Regions from separate parts of the Mus musculus genome. Here region 2 is linked to region 1. Evidence: chromatin loops called from intact Hi-C (ENCODE). Cell type or tissue: gastrocnemius. All regions are shown on one strand.

Region 1 (8,000 bases):
TCAGGGATTTAATCTGCTCCTTCTCCTGAGTGCGCACAGCCTGGATGTTGGGGTCCACCTCCAGCTTCAAGGGGCTCAACAGGCTCTGGTTCACCGTGACGGCTGTGATGCCCCCGACACCAGCCCCGCCAAAGCCGCCCAGACCCACGCCGGTGCCCATGCTTCCCCGGAAGCTGCTGCTGCTGCTGCCCACCCGGGAAAAGCTGGAAGAGCTGATGCGGGCACCGGGTCCACTCGTGAACGAGCGGCTGCTGAAGGCCCGGGGACCGGAGGTGGACATCTTGTAGGATTTCTGAGTCACCCTGATGGACATGGTGAAGTCTGGAGCGAAGGCAGTGAGCTGAAGACGGAGGTTCGAGAGCGAGCTAAGCAGCTGCTTCTAGACGGTGGGACAGCGCCCAGCGAAGGCCCTTTATAAAAGAAGAGGCCAGCCCCAGGGGAGGGAAAAGGGCCTCTTACCTGAGTGGCTAGACACTAGAGGGCAGGGCCTAACCCAACGTCTGCAACCTCCAGACGGGACTCAGGTGAGGGCAGCAGAGAGCTGTTCCCACCCGGGATCCCTCTCCAGCCCCACCCTAAAAATCCAGGAGAGAGCAATTGATCCCTGTGAAGGCAGGAAGTGAGCCTGGGATCTCTGACCTAAGCTGTCTTATCTCCTGCCCTCCTGTGAGAACTACTTGGGCTGAAAGGGTTCCCAGGCATTTTAGTTTAAAACACTGGGTCTCAACTCAACACAGGCAAGCTACTAGAACTCACTAGAAGTTGAAACTCAAGGAAGGTCGGAAGGGCCCTTCCTCGGGAGTCACGTAACAGATATGCTGTAGGTTCTCCACCAGTGGGTTGCAATCCCTCTAGGGATAGAGCTATGTTTTCCCAGAGGTGACATATCAAATATCCTGTGGTTCAGAATCTTGGGGGGGGGGGGTCACAACCCCTTTGGGGGTATAAGTACCCTGAAGCCTAACCAAAGCCGGCACCGGCCTTTACCAGCCAGCACTAGGACTGAGGGTGTGCCTCATCCACCACATCTCTGGCTGGTCTCTCCTAATACCTCCAAGAGACCTCCTTTAGGTGGAGCTGGCCAGGCTGACCAGCAGGGCCCTTTCGTTCCCAAGCTCCTGTTTGCTTTGTCTGCCCAGGTTACAGCTAACACCACTACCCCACCCCGCTACCTGTGCAGCATCCTGCACCCATAGGCTGGCAAAGGGGGGTGGGAAGGTAGGTAGATATTTGAGGAATGAATGAAACACAGGCTTCTAGCTGTCTTCTCTCTTGTGCAAGGTAAAGAGAAATCAAACGCAGCTCTTCTCTCTGGACACAGCACAGTATTCTCCTTTCCTACCCAGACCCGAGAGAATTCCCCAGACCAGACAGAGGCCTCGAGGAATAACAAAGACTGAGGGACAGAGGCCAAGGCAGAAAAGGGAGACCCCAGAGAATAGAGGCACAGGGGCTTTGTTGCAATCGCTTCTTTGGAGACACCTTCCCCAGGCTGCCAGGGCAGTGACTCATGGTGCCTTGGAACGGGATGGCCCTGCTGGTGGTGACTCATTCTCCAGCCACCTGGACCCTTCTCCTCTGCCCCCGGCCCCAGGCTGGCCAGATGTGATGAGGATAGTACCCTGTCTCCCTGCACCTGTCTCTCTGAACTCATTATCCCATTATCAGAGTGAGTCAGGAGAACAAGCTGGGGCACAGCCTGCACCTGTGAGAGGTTGGAGACTGGGGAGCAGAGCAAGGCCCTCCAGGCCTGGGTGGAGCAAGCAGGCAAGAGGTTTGGGTCCCCAAGGCAAAGATTCCACCTGCAATTAAATTACCTGATGGGTTGGGCTCTCTGGAAGGCACTTCAGGGTGTGATGTGGGGATTGGGTGGATCTCAATTAAGGAAACCAATAGATGACAGATATCCAAATTCCCTGGGGAACTGGGCGGTAGCAGACACCACCCCATAGCCAGGGAAAAGAGTAAGCACCTACTAAGAGAACTGTCTATGGATTCCGCCCCCCTAGGAGAAACACCCAGGACTGCTCTATGGGCACATATAGGCAAAGGGACAGAGACCCAGGATGGGCACATATATGTTCCTGCCAAAAGGGACAGAGACCCAGAAAGTCACCCCTAGAGACACACAGACATGTTCCTTCCCTACACGGCACACCTCTCTCCCTCTTTGTCTGAGAAGCCACCCCTACCTGTGTGTGTGTGTGTGTGTGTGTGTGTGTGTGTCTGTCTGTCTGTCTGTCTGTCTGTCTGTCTGTCTGAGGACACTTCCAGAAAGACCAATCTAGAAATCCCCAAGGATTGCACAGAGACCATATTCCTTCCTTGCCTGTCTTTTGCTAGGAGTCCCCAGCCTTGGGCTTCCAGCATGCTAGGAAAAGGGAAATCCTATTTACACCAGGCCCTCTCACATCCCCCTCAGTCAACACTCCGTTTTCAGGTGAAAATCAATTTAGGTGTGTGTTTATCACCCCCTCTCTAACACAGGCCCACACCCAGCAAGATTGGAGATTTTTTTTTCCAGCAAACCAAAGGGAGGGAACCGCGGCCGGCGCCGCACCGAGCTGTGAGAGAAAGCGGAAGGAGAAACGGAGCAGCTGGTCAGACAGGTATGACAGCCCTGGGGAGGGACAGCCAACTCTCCCTTTCTCCCCTTCCCCCACACCAGTTTTGGAGGGACCTGAAGGGAAGGACTGATTTAGGCAACTCGTAAAAGCTCGTCATCCAGCTCTCTTTCTGAAATCTCAGCTTCCTCCACCCTAGCTGCCTGGTTTCTTGGTCCCAGGAGTGTCTCTCAAGGTGTGGGTAAGGAGGCAGTAAAGGTGAGACCCCTGTGCTGTGCAGCTCAAAGCTCAACCCAGGGCTTACCATTTGTCAACTCTTTGTTATTTCCAGAGACCCCCCCAACCAGCCCCTCCCAATATGGTCTCTGCTCAGCAAGAGAAACCAGAGCTGCTCTGTCCTGGAACTTCCCCAAGATAGAGGTAAAAGGGAAAGGGCTCAGGGACTAGGGCCAAGTGGTCAGAGAAGAAAGAACCAAACTAGGGCAGCCACAGGTATAAGTCCTTGTAAGGCTGTCTCTGGCCACTGTGGTCACCAAAGCTTGTTCAACAAAAGAGTCATACACACTTGTGAGGAGGTGAGGGTGCCCTGCACAGACAGCTCTGCCCTAATATGTCTTTCCTGGAAAGCCAAGGGGAAAAGGAGGCCTCCTATGTTAAGACCCAGCCTTCCTCTGCCACTGAACACATATACACAAGTAAATGAAAGTAATTTTAAAAATATAATCATGGGGTGGTTAGTGGCTTAGGACGTACGTAGCTCAATTGTTTGTCTTGCATGCCACAAAACCTGGGTTTTGTGCCAGTACCACATAACTGGGCGTGGTGATCCATGCCTATAATTCTGGCACTTGGGAGGTTGGGGCAGGAGGAGCGAAGTTCAGGGTTCTCCTCAGCTACATTTTGAGTTTAAGGCCAACCTGAGAACAAGAGACTCTGTCTCAGAGGAGGAAAGGGGGGGTGTTGCAGAAGCATAAATGAGCTCCGTAAAAGAGCAGTGAGTTTGTACACCAGACCCTGGGCTAGGAACAGGAGGCAAAGTAAAGGCCGTCCCTGCATGGGGGGTAATGTCCTAAAAGTACCAAAATCACTTTGAACAACAGAGCAATTTTAAATATTGAGAGCGGCAGCATATAAACAGCTGGGAGTATAAACAGCTGGGGGTATGCAGCTGAACAGCTTAAATAGGAAGCCACAGATGGTGTGGACTGCCATCTGTAAGCCACAGAACAAGTAATTAAGTTGATTGTTGGTTCCTTGCTGTGTGCCTCCAGGCAACATTGTTCATTGTCTGCGCCTAACAAACGGAGGGGGCAAGTGATCCACCACAGAGCTACATCCCCAGCCTTCTCTCCGTTCTCCAGTGTTTTGAGACTGTTTAGGTTGTTCATTCAGGCTAAACTTGCTGTGTAGTCCAGGTCACTCCAGCTTATCACCTCCCTCAGCCTGTCAGACAGACTCAAGGAACTGCAGACCTGTACCACCAGGCTCGAGTGATTGATATATTTTTTTCTTTTCTTCATTTTAAGTCATGGCTCTGATAATTAAAGCCTCAAAACGGGAAATGGACTGACTACCCTGAAGAGAATCAAGCTTCCAAGTCAGGGAGTGTTCACTCTGGTACATACAGCACCAGAAGATGCATAGTTGATGGGAAGGACTGTGTCATCGGCCCCAAGAAGCCGGAAGACCCAGGGTCAAGTGAGATGGCGAAGCTTCCTTCTTCACACCGCTGCCACCTGAAGCCCACCGGGTCTACAATGAAAACTTCCAAGTTTCATTTGGCCCTTTCCTACCTTCTCTGGTCCCTCGGAACATTCTAGAGCCTCCCTTAATGGGAATCTTTTGAAGTTGGAAAAGAACATCTTCCAGTCATCTACTCCTAAAAGCCTGTGCTTCGTGGGATCTGGCTAAGAATTTCTGAATGCCTGGCTTTCCTATAACTCTCCGGAGTACCCCAGGAAGCTAACAAGTCAGGTGCAGATGCTTCTGGCTCTGGGTGCTCTGGACTAGCCAAGAAGAGACTCTTGGGCCAAGGGCTGTTCAGTTGATAGAGTGCCAGCCCAGCATGCACAGACGTTTCATCCCCAACACCACATAAACTAAGCATGGTGGTGCACACCTGTAATCCTATGTCTCAGGAGGTCGATACAAGAGGACCAGACGTTTATACGCATCTTCAGCAACATAGCAAGTTCAGGGTCAGCCAGGACTACATGTTAAGCACTGTCTCCCGGATGAAGAGAAGTGTCCTTTCTGTTTCCCAGATTCATAGGATCAGTGACATAAGGAGAAGCCTCAGAGACCAGAAGAGCCCTGAAAAGACAATGGCAGGGTGGCCTTTGGGAGGTGTGTTAGCCTCAGTGTCTCAGCCCACCATGGCCAAGGCCATCACCATTTGTTCTCCACAGTCATGTCATGTGAATGGCAGGATGGAGAGCAGAGGGTTTTGAGACTAGGCGTAAGAAGATAGGGGCTTTGGATGCACAGAGGGCTGGATGGCCAATGTGTACCTGGTCAGAGATCACTCTGCACAGCCCTGGCCAGGAGACTCTGGCTTAGGAAGGTCCCTCTGATTGATGCAACGAAGCATAGACAGCAAAGAAACAGCCGCATCCAGGGCTGTCTTAGAAACAGCTCAGAACTGGGGGCCACAGACACCCCGATATCGCAGGAGCTTTAGTAGATCATCAGCCATAAAAGCAACTGCAACCTTGGAGAGGAAGGGCTGAGGGAGGCTCCTCAGAAGGGAGTGCCCCAAGGCCAGCCCTGCCCACAGTCCCCATTGACTTGAGGGAGCAATGCCTCTGTTCTGGGGAAATCTTTGTGCTCCAACCTCGCTCCCCTGTCAGCTTCCTCCTCTGATACTCATGGGTGTGCCTAAACTGCCTCTGATCGTTCCAGCTTCACCAACATCAACAAAAATTTTATGAGTCTATATAACATTCGATTATCTAAGGAATTTGTCTTCGGCCATTGGAAAGCGCTGATGATTGTAGTTGGGTGGATCTGATAATAGACAGGCTGTATTTTTTAATTATAAGTAGTTTTAGTAGTGTGTGTGTGAGTGTGTATGTGAATCTGTGTGTGTGTGAGTATGTATGTGAGTGTATGTGAGTATGTTTGAGTGTGTGTATGAATGTGTGTATGTGTGTGTGTGACTGTGTGTATGTGCATGTGTATATGACTGTGTATGAGTGTGTGTGAGTGTATGTGAGTGAGTTGTGTATGTGAATGTGTGTATGTGTGAGTATCTGTGAGTGTGTGTGTGTGTGAGTGTATGTGTGTCTGTGTGTGAGTGTATGTAAGTGTGTGAGTTGTGTATGTAAATGTGTGTATGTGTGAGTATGTGTGAGTGTGTGTGAGTGTGTGTGAGTGTGTGTGAGTGTGTGTGTGAGACAGAGGGACTGTGAGGTCAAACTGAGGTTGCATGGCATGTGCATGAACAGTTGAACATGTGTGTGATAATCGGTCAGGGGAAACTATGGAGTCTCTTCTCTCTTTTCACTTTTTGTTTGTTTTTTTGTTTGTTTGTTTTTTGTCTTTTCACTTTCATGTGACTTCTGGAGACAGGACTGAGGTCACCAGGCTTGTGTAGCACATGGCTTTCCAGGCTGAGCCATCCTGTTGGCCAGGCAGGTGCTTTTGGGGGTACATATACATTTGAATGCAAAGCTAGGCAGGACCTCAGGTTCTCTCCCAGAAGAGCAACTCACAGGTCTACTCCCATTCCACACAACCTCAACTTGTCCTCAGAGCCCCTCCCTCCCTTTCACCATGAGCACAGCACACACACACGCACACACACACACACACACACACACTCACACATACACATGTGTTCCTCCTCTCTCATACGTGTGGCCCACAACCCCTTGGCCTGCTCACATCCCCATGATGCGTATGAGCATAAGTGCATGTGCCATCCTTTCTTCCCGCCCTGCTCCCACCATCTCAGACTCATAAACGCTGCCTTCCTATACCTGTGACATGTGCATAAGACACATGTGCACAGCAGCACACACCACACATACACACATGTCCAACACACAACACAGAACTAGGCTCTTGATAGCAAATGACTGATACCCAGTCAACCCAGCTTCAGCATAAAAGATCATTTATTTGTTTTCTCAGTTGGGAGTGCATTTGGCTTGTACTCTCCCTCCTCCTCAGCAGGCTGTCCCCAAGCTGTGACTAGGATGGATATCACCAAGGGACTGCTTATTTCCAGATGTGTCTAGCTGAAATTCCAAGGGTGACGCTACATCAGCTGACAGATCACATGCCTATTTCTGAACCAAGCCTTTGGTCAGGAGAATAATAAAATGCTATCACTTGAGCCAGACAGATCCCAAGATGAGCCAGTGGGAAATCGGGGAGGGTCAGGCCCACCCAAACTAATGCAAGGAGAGAAAAGAGGCCATTCACCAAAATGAGAAGTGGGAGAGGCCAGGCAGGCAAAAACAACAGATGTTCATTACTGGCACTGACTCAAATGTACACAAATACAGATGTGGAACCCCAAAGAGCTACAGGCTCATGAAGATGTCAGCATACACAGTGAGCCAGCCTCCGATGTCTTGCCAACAAACCATTGATGTCACATAAATAAAGGATTAAGACATGTGCTGTAGAACTTTTAGGGAAAGGGAACCTTTGAGCAAGCTAAATTTAGAAAAATAATAAATAATGAGGGTCTGGTAGGATAGCTGAGTCAGACTCTGTAACCCAGGCTGGGTTGGAACTTGATATGTAATCCAAACTGGCCTTCAACACATGGCAATGCTCCTGCCTCAGCTTCCTCTCCAAGTGCTGGGAATACAGGCATGCACTACCACACCCAGACTAGAAAAGTAAGGTGTAAAGGCTGGAGGTAGAGTACTTGTTGTTCACTGTGAAGTTCTAGGTTCAATCCCAGCCCCATACAAACACAACAACAAAAACAAAAAACAAAACACAACAAACAGCTACAAACCAGAAGTGTGTGAACAGCAGCAGAGGCAGGTGGATCTCTGTGAGTTTGAAGTCGCCTGCTCTACACAGCACACCCCAGGACAGTCAGGGCTTTATAGAGATGCTGTCTTTAAAAAAACGAACAACAACAAATCAGAAACCTGAAAAAAAGGTAGTTAGAAAGATATGAAAATGTAAAAAGCCAAGGGGCCAAGCCCAAAATTCCTAGGGAAGAGTGGAACAGGTGGGACAGGTATGTGTATATGTGTGTGTGCATGTGTGTGTGTCTGTGTGTATATGTGTGCATGTGAGTGTGTGTGTGAAAGGCCAGAGTATACTCAGTAGTTAGCAAAGGCTGATGATGGTGACCTGGTGACCTATTTTCTCCCCTGCTGATCATGCCACACTGGAAAAAGGTGACATTTTCTTTTGGGGGGTGCAGGGAGGGAGGGAGGCATCAGCCCTAGGACTTGGGGCATGCTG
Region 2 (8,000 bases), 58 kb after region 1:
CTGTTTAATGTTTGAGCCTTACAGCAGGTCTAACTGGCAGAGGCTCAGGAACTCAAACTCCAGACTCAAAGAGGCTCATGGCATGCCAATGCAGAAATAAACCATAGAACCCCGGTGTGATGTGACATGTCCCACATTAAGAGAGGGAGCTTACTGCTCATGTAGTGAATGAAATTCCAATCATAGGACCGGGAGTGCAGCTCAGTGACAGAATGGGAAGAGAGTTTACTGTGTAGAAGGCTCTAGGCTCTATCCACAGTGCCAAAATAATAATAACCATTGTTTGTGGGAATAGATCAGTGGTAGATTACTTGCTCAGCATATGTGAGGCCCCGGGTTTGGTACCGTGCACTGTACACACATGCACATACCAAATAGTAGCAGTGATAATAGAAAAGTAAATTATACACTCAATAGAACAGTAATGGTGATGTCAGCGAGTGTCAGGCAACAGGGACTGGGTATGCTGGGGCAGGCATCATTAGATCCCAAGTCCTGTGTTCTCTGTCTGTCTTTCTGTCTCTGTGTGTGTGTGTCTGTCTCTCTCTGTCTCTGTCTCTGTCTCTCTCTCTCTCCCTCTCTCTCTCTCTCTCTCTCACACACACACACCTCCTCCTCCTCCTCCTGATCCCTCACACAGGCTCCCCTCCCCTTTCCTAAAGCCAGAGCTTTATGGAGGAGGTGCAGCCTTGCTGTCTTGAGTATAAAACAACATGTCCATGCCTACACCAGAAAGACTTGTCCACAGGAAAAGCTAGGAGCCTGAGATCCAGCTCTTCTTTGTCACAAAAGGTTGTGCCCAGCATTACAGAGATGGAGGGTCATGGGGAGTAGGAAGGGGAGAGAGCTTCGGGGGGGTGGGGGGGGGTAACATGCTGATAGGTGAATGTAACATAGGGTAGAGACAGGGAGTGGTGAGAGCCATGAGGGCTCATAGAGTCATCTGGCTGGGTCCAGGGAAATCTTCCTTTGTAGAATTAAAGTGGGAGCCATTTTTGGAGGGGGCAGACATTATAGAGTAGAAATGTTGGTTTAAAAATGTAGAAGCCCCTCTTCCCACATTTAGAAGCATGACACACACATTTATATAAGCAAGTGTCTGGGCCAGCAAAATAGCTCAGTGGATAAAAGTGCCAAGATGATCACCAGAGTTCAGCCCCTGGGATCTGAGTGATGGAGAGAATTGACTCCTGAAAGTTTTCTGCCCCCTTCCTCTCTCACACCCTGACACCTGGCCCTCCCCCACATAAGATGAATAAATAATGTGAAATTTTTTTCTAGAAACAGGCCAAATGACCAGCCCCCAAACACACAGGCCTGTAGGGTAGGGCAAGGAGGACATGGAGTGGGGGTGGAGGGATGGAGATCGGTGTATGACCCTTCACCTAGCCCTTTGCTGATAACAGTCCACAGTGATCCCTCCCTCCTCCTGTTACCTTCAACCCCCCCCCACCTCCCCACCACACACACCTTCTGTCTCCACTCCCTCCTGGCTCTGTAAACATCATTAAACTTCACAAAGTTAAAAACAAAATCTAATCTTATCCCCACATTCCATCTCCACCGTCCCCCATAGTTGGCTCCTTCCTTCATTCTCCCAGACCCCTTTGAGCCCTGTGCTTGCCTAAGGCACCGCCTGCCAGGGGTTCTTCCTGCTCCTTTTTACACTCTCCTTCCCTGAGGCCTTCCTCTCCTAACTCTCAGCTCCTGGGCTCTCTCCTCAGACACCCCTCTACTCTCTCTACTACACTGGCTCCATTCAGAGAGATTGCTCTTTCCCTAACTGGAGAGCCTGGCCTCACAGCCCTTGGCTTTTTATCTAGGGCATCAGTTATTTGAATGAACACTGCATTTGTGCCAAAATGTGATCTGCTCTCTTCTTCCTAAAGAGACAAGAAAGAATTCCACAATGGGAGGGGCAGAACCTTCTTAGCCAGAACTTAAGAGATTTAACTGATTTAAATGAGAGACCCCTTCCAAGTCCAGATGCTCAGGTCATGTGTAAAAGGAGACTATAACAGAGTAGAGAAGCCCAAAGAGAGACACAGAAGCTGAGGAAGGAAGGGGTGGAGGTAGATTAGGAACCTGACTACAGAGGCTAAAGGGACCAAAACCAAATCGTGAGAAAGAACGGGGTATGTATTCTAGATTAAAGAAAATGAACTTTACTTGGAGGGGGGCAGTCTTATCTGCTGTTTACATTCCAGAGGACCCTGCAGCTTCTCATCTTCATGAGAAAACAACTGTAGTGTGTTCTTTCTATACAAAGCAGAGAAGGGCCAGCCTTTCCCTCAGCTTGGCACCCTCCCCACCCCACCCCTGCCTGCACCTCTGACCCTGCTGTCTGGATGTCTGGCCCACTGGAAGGACAGAGAACAGGAGTCTGTCTCCATTTTCTCTTTCCTTGTCTACTCTAAAATCATCCCTTGAGATGCACTTCCTAAGATAACACAAGAGGGCCTGGAAGTTTCAGGGCCCTAAAAGGACAAACAGGCGCATGCATGCATGCACGCACGCACACACTCAAGCAGACACACACCTCCACACCCCAGAACGCTCACGTACAAAATATCAGAAACAGCCTCGGAGGGAAATACCTGAGTCTCTCAGTCAGTCTGCCTCTCTCCACGCTCTCCTCAACAGAAAGGTCATGGAATTCAGGGCTGGAGAGTTCAGGAGTTAAGAGTGCTTGCTGTTCTTTCAAAGTTCAACTCACAACTGCCTGCAACTCCGGGTCTAGGGGATCTAACACCTCTGGTCTCTGAGAGTATCTTTGCACAAATAAAATACACACACACACACCCGTACATATGCATGGTTTAAACGCAATACATCTTTCTTAAAAGAAAGGTGAAAAAAATCAACAAATCATTCATTAGTCCGTGTGTCTGTCCTGCCTGTACTAGACCAGACACCATGCTAGCACTGCTGTGAGACGTCTATCCTCAGTATCCAGTAATATAAATTATGATCCAGCTATTAAAAGACAAAGTTGTCTTGGAGAATCAAGAAAGCTGTGACCTCTGATTGGCCCTTAAGGAACCCGTTGGAAATGAATGCGCACCCGGTGTGGAAGGGCATCCTAGGTGGGTGGAAAAGCCTGGCCAAGGTCTGGACCCGCCCCCTCTTCTAACATCACTTCCTGTCTTCATGCAGCCACCGCCTCCTCCTCCTCCTCCTCCTCCTCCTCCTCCTCCTCCTCCTCCTCCTCCTCTTCCTCCTCCTCCTCCGCATCCCTTCCAACAGCACTTAGGCTGGCTTCTCTACCTTGACCATACTCCCTAGTCATGTTGTGCTGGCTAGTTTTATGTCAACCTGACACAAGCTAGAGTTATCTGAAAGGAGGGAGCCTCAGTTGAGAAAATGACTCCATTAGATCCAACTCTAGGGCACTTTCTTAGTTAGTGATTGATGTGGGAGGGCCCAACCCACTGTAGGCGTTGCCATCTCTGGGCTGGTGGTCCTGGGTTCTATAAGAGAGCAAAATGAGCAAGCCATGGGGGAGCAAGCCAATAAGCAGCACTCCCCCACGGCCTCTGCATCAGCTCCTGCCTCCAACTGTCTGCCTTGTTTGAGTTCCTGCCTGACTTCCCTCCGTGATAGCTGAACATGTAAGCCAAATAAAGCCGTTCCTCCCCAACCTGCTTTCTGGCACACGCGCACACACACCCAATCCCTTCCTACCTCATCCTCATGGATGTCTCCTTTGCTTTCTCGGACTCTGGTGACCAGAGGTGTTCAGTATTAAGGAAGAAAGAAAGAGGGAGACGGAAGAGAAAACCAAACATCTGAGAGAGCCAGGCTCTGAGCAAGTGCATGTCTCGGGACAGAGGAAGTCTGAAGCTTCGCTTTGGATAACCGTTCGAACTGTCCCTTCAGACATTTCATTCCAAACCCGCTTATTTGTCCTCACACAGCTTCATCAGCAGTCTCCACTCTACTGATAGCAGCTGAAGTCCCGGCCCTAGCGGCCCTTGCCCTTCTCTGCCCCCTGGTGGCCTTCTAGCTGCAAACGCAGCGGCTTCTTTCTAACCAGCAGCCGCGGTGCCGCGCTCTGATTTCCTGGCTTACAGCGCCACCATTTGGACGGTTCTACTAACAGGCGGTCGCTCTGTCCCGCGTTCCTCTCCCAATTTTCCACTTAAAGTATGCTGAATGTGGGTAACATCAATAGGTCTAAATCCCCCTCCAGAGCTTCATCCATGCCAGTCTGTCATGAAGGGCCGTGCTAGAGGTGTGGATAGGAGTCAAGGAACTGGCTGTGACTCTCAATCTCTGTCATCTCACTTGTGCCCGAACTATCCCAGGTTCCCTGTTGCCTGTCCCCTCCAGCACCTCCCACTTTCCTTCAGCACTTGGCACATCCTTTATGTCCACCTTGCTACTTCCCAGTCCTCCTCAATCCTACTACCTCAGCTTCTGACTTCTGCTTATCCATCACCACACAAACAACAAATGCTTATTACATTTTAGTTTTATGTGTATGAGTATTTGCCTGTGTGTCTTTGTGTGAGCCAAGTGTGTGCCTGTTACCCACGGAGGCATCTTAGACAGTGGTGAGCTGCCTTGTGGAACCCAGGTCCTCTGCAAGGGCAGCTGAGCCACCTCGACAACCCCTTATTTGGTCTTTATTACAAAAGCAAGGGCTTGGACTGGGTGTGGTGGTGCACACCTTTGACCTCAGAATTCAAAAAGCAGAGGCAGAGCCGGGCGGTGGTGGCGCATGCCTTTAATTCCAGAACTCAGGAGGCAGAGACAGGCAGATTTCTGAGTTTGAGGCCACCCTGATCTTCAGAGTGAGACCCAGGACAGCCAGGGCTACACAGAGAAACCCTGCCTTGAAAATTAAAAAAACAAAAAACCAAAACAGAGGCAGGAGTATCTCTGTGAGTTTAAGGCCAGCCTGATCTACATAGTGAGGTTCAGGACAGCCAATACTACGAGGACATATGAAAGAAACTGTTTCAAACAAACAAGACAAAAAAGCAGAGGCAGGGTGATGGCTTGGCTTGTAAAGGCATTGTTCATGAAGCCTCATGACCTAAGTCCAACCCTTAGGACTTACACAACAGAAGGGGAAAACCAACTCCTCGAAGTTGTTCCATGACTTTCACGCGTGCACGTACAAATAAATGGGGTTTTTTGTTTTGGTTTTGGTTTTTGGTATTTTTTTTCAAGACAGGGTTTCTCTGTATAGTCCTGGCTGTCCTGAAACTCACTCTGTATCCCCTCAATGAATGTCACATAATTTTATGTAAGTGGTCCTTATTTTGGGATGTTTATATTGTTTTTAATCTACTGCCATCAAAAACTGAACTTCAACAAGCAATCTCTCTGGCTGTGTGTGTGCATGTATGTGTGTGTGTGTGTCCTGGAGTTTGAGCCTGGGACCTTCCTATGCTAGGCAAGTGCACTGGCCTCTGGCCACTTAAAAGCTGTTTTGCAGATGTTCCTGCAGAAAGCACACTTACCCATTCAAGTATGACAGTCTGATACAAACTGTGAGCCTACTCTTGAGATTCATGCAGAGCCATACTTTCAGACTGGGTCTGACAGGGCAGCCCATCTCTTTTACCCCAACCCACACACCAGGAAGCAGAGTGGGCTTAGATTCACATCTCATTTACGGACCACCTACTTCAGTTCTCTGCTTCCCAGGATTCTCAGGTTTGTTGTCTTCTCACTGGCACAGGAATCAGTATCTGTCTAATTTTACCTCCTGTCTTAGTGTAAAAATAAGGGGCTCTTTTACTTTTATGTTCACACCATTCCAAATCATACTTAGAAATCTCTGTATAGTGTTTGGTGTGTATTCACTTGTTTTGTTTTATGACAGGGTCTCGTGTAGCCCAGGCTGAGCTCAAAATTACTATGTAGTCAAGGATGACCCTGGACTTGTGGGACTCCAACTCAGTCCATCCCGGATGCTAGGCAATCACTGCATCAGCTGAGCTAAATCCCCAGCACTCACTCATCCGATACAGATCTACTGCTCTGTGTGCTTACAGTGTGCCAGGACAACTGGGTGGTTCTAAAGCATGTGGGAATAGGTATTGGTGACCCATGATACAAAAGGTTTGGGCAAAGCTAAATGGCCTAGCAGAGAATCCTCAGAAGTCATCATATTGTGGATTAGTCAGTATCATTACCAACTGTTAGCTCTCCTGGGAGACAGTGGTAGACAGATGTCAAATAGTAAGACAAAAAATGTGAGTGCCTTCCAGCGATCATGTATTCTTCTATATTCCAGACTCTACACCACAGCCCCATACGTAGCTTTGCACACTTGCTTACAGACACTTGAGGGTATTTGAACTTGAGTCCCCTGAAAATAACACATCTTTTTTTTTAACAAGGCAAGCAGCATCATTCGGGGACTATCAAAGAGACTGTCTTGACTTGGAGAATATGGGACTGTTGTATCTGTAGTGAATTTTAAAATAGTAAAAGTGACTAAAAGTCAAACTATCTTTTTTTTAAGGATTTGTTTACTTTATATATGTGAGTACACTGTCTTCAGACACACCAGAAGGCAGCATTGGATCCTATTACAGATGGTTATGAGCCACCATGTGGTTGCTGGGAATTGAACTCAGGACCTCTAGAAGAGCAGATGTTAACTACTGAGCTGTCTCTCCAGTAACCCAAACTGTCTTTTATTGTCCCCATGTGGGCCATTCTAAATAAGATCAGAGATAAAATACTATGTGTGTGTGTGTCGGGGGGGGGGGTCCTTCCTTTCTTTTGACACAGGATGTTGATGAACAGCCAGGCTAGCCTCAATCTATGTCCAGCTAGGGTAGTTTTTAACGATAAACTCGAAGTTCCCAGTGAACACACTTTGATTACTTACCTTTTAGAAAACACGGTGGTCCATATGGAAGTCAATTCAGAGGCCACCCAAAGTTTTTCCACATCTATTTTTTTAAAATGTAATTTATGTATCTATTTATTTCTGTGCGCATGCCTGCATGTAGAAACCAGAGCACAGCTTTCAGGAGTTTGTTCTCCCCTTCCACTGTGTGGGCTCAAGGAATCAAACTCAGGTGCTCTACCCATTGAGCCACCAAAGCCTTGTAACTGATCATTTGAGAATAAACTTTTTAACAATTCAGAATACTTTTGCAGCCAAAGCTTATAACAAAATTTATTCATTTATTTTTTAATGATTACTTTTTAAAATATTTATTTATATAAAAGTATTTTTTAAGCCTGTGTGTGTGCAGATGCACACTTTTGCACGTATATGTGCCTCCACCCCACACAGAGGGCATGAGATTCACATCTGGGAGACCAGCTGCTCCCAACCACCTGGCAACTCTGCACTTGGCCTGGGGAAGGGCTAGGTTGGGCAAGACTGGTTCGAGCTCCATCTATGCAGAGCTACAGGGAAACCCTCCCCTTGCTAGGTAAGGCTTTGCAGATGCTGTGGGCTGGGGAGCACCCACACTCCTGTACATAACCCCTCACCTAGGCTCCCTGTACAAGGAAGCTAATGAGCCCATTGGTTCCCTTGCATGAAGTTGAGAGAAGTCTACCTCAGGTTGTTGTTTAAACCTTGGAAAGAATGGTAGATGTTACTTACAACCTCCCCACCCCCACCCCACCCCTACCCCCACCCACGGGGAATTCTGAGGCTGGCCTCAAACTTCCTCTGCAGCTGAGGATCACACTAAACACCGGAGTACTCTACTTCTGCCTCCCAAGTGCTGGGATTTTTCTGTCGCCGTGCCCTTCTATGCAGAGATGAGGATCAAGCCCAGGGTCTCAGGCATGCTAAGCGGACCCTCTATCAACGAAACTCCATCTCCCACCCCATGAAGACAGTTTTATGAGATGCGCTGTTTAGATTTAGGGTCCAGAGGCGAGTGTTGATACAGTAACACATTACAAGCATCCTGGCCCTAGATGAGTATAGTTTGATGTTTTTAACATTGTTGTCTGGGTGTCTCTGAGAAAACATGCAGCCCATCTGTAAGCAGCTTCAGCTTTATTAGCTG

What was found. Peaks named below come from ENCODE experiments on the same cell type or tissue, not always from the same donor. Only the 100,000 strongest peaks of a DNase experiment are listed, where the experiment ranks them.
Region 2: it touches region 1 in a loop (3-fold over the local background); 16 of 42 quality-filtered maps call a loop at or near these places.

What each region holds. Positions count from the first base shown.
Region 1 is chr15:102,003,927-102,011,926 of GRCm38, forward strand. Krt8 (keratin 8) reads right to left here and starts at 416. Exons shown (of 9, transcript NM_031170.2): 1 at 1-416. The coding sequence starts at 313. It overlaps Gm36026 (a long non-coding RNA gene), which reads left to right and starts at 2,217. Exons shown (of 2, transcript XR_875678.2): 1 at 2,217-2,609; 2 at 4,091-5,519. It overlaps Gm41404 (a long non-coding RNA gene), which reads right to left. Exons shown (of 2, transcript XR_875679.1): 2 at 6,665-8,000. In gastrocnemius, no CTCF peak of the experiment used is centred here; no DNase peak of the experiment used is centred here; H3K27ac peaks cover 608 bases.
Region 2 is chr15:102,061,836-102,069,835 of GRCm38, forward strand. No RefSeq gene overlaps it. Among named protein-coding and RNA genes, the nearest start is that of Eif4b, 7.9 kb to the right of the region's middle. In gastrocnemius, no CTCF peak of the experiment used is centred here; DNase peaks (open chromatin) are centred at 3,584 and 4,023.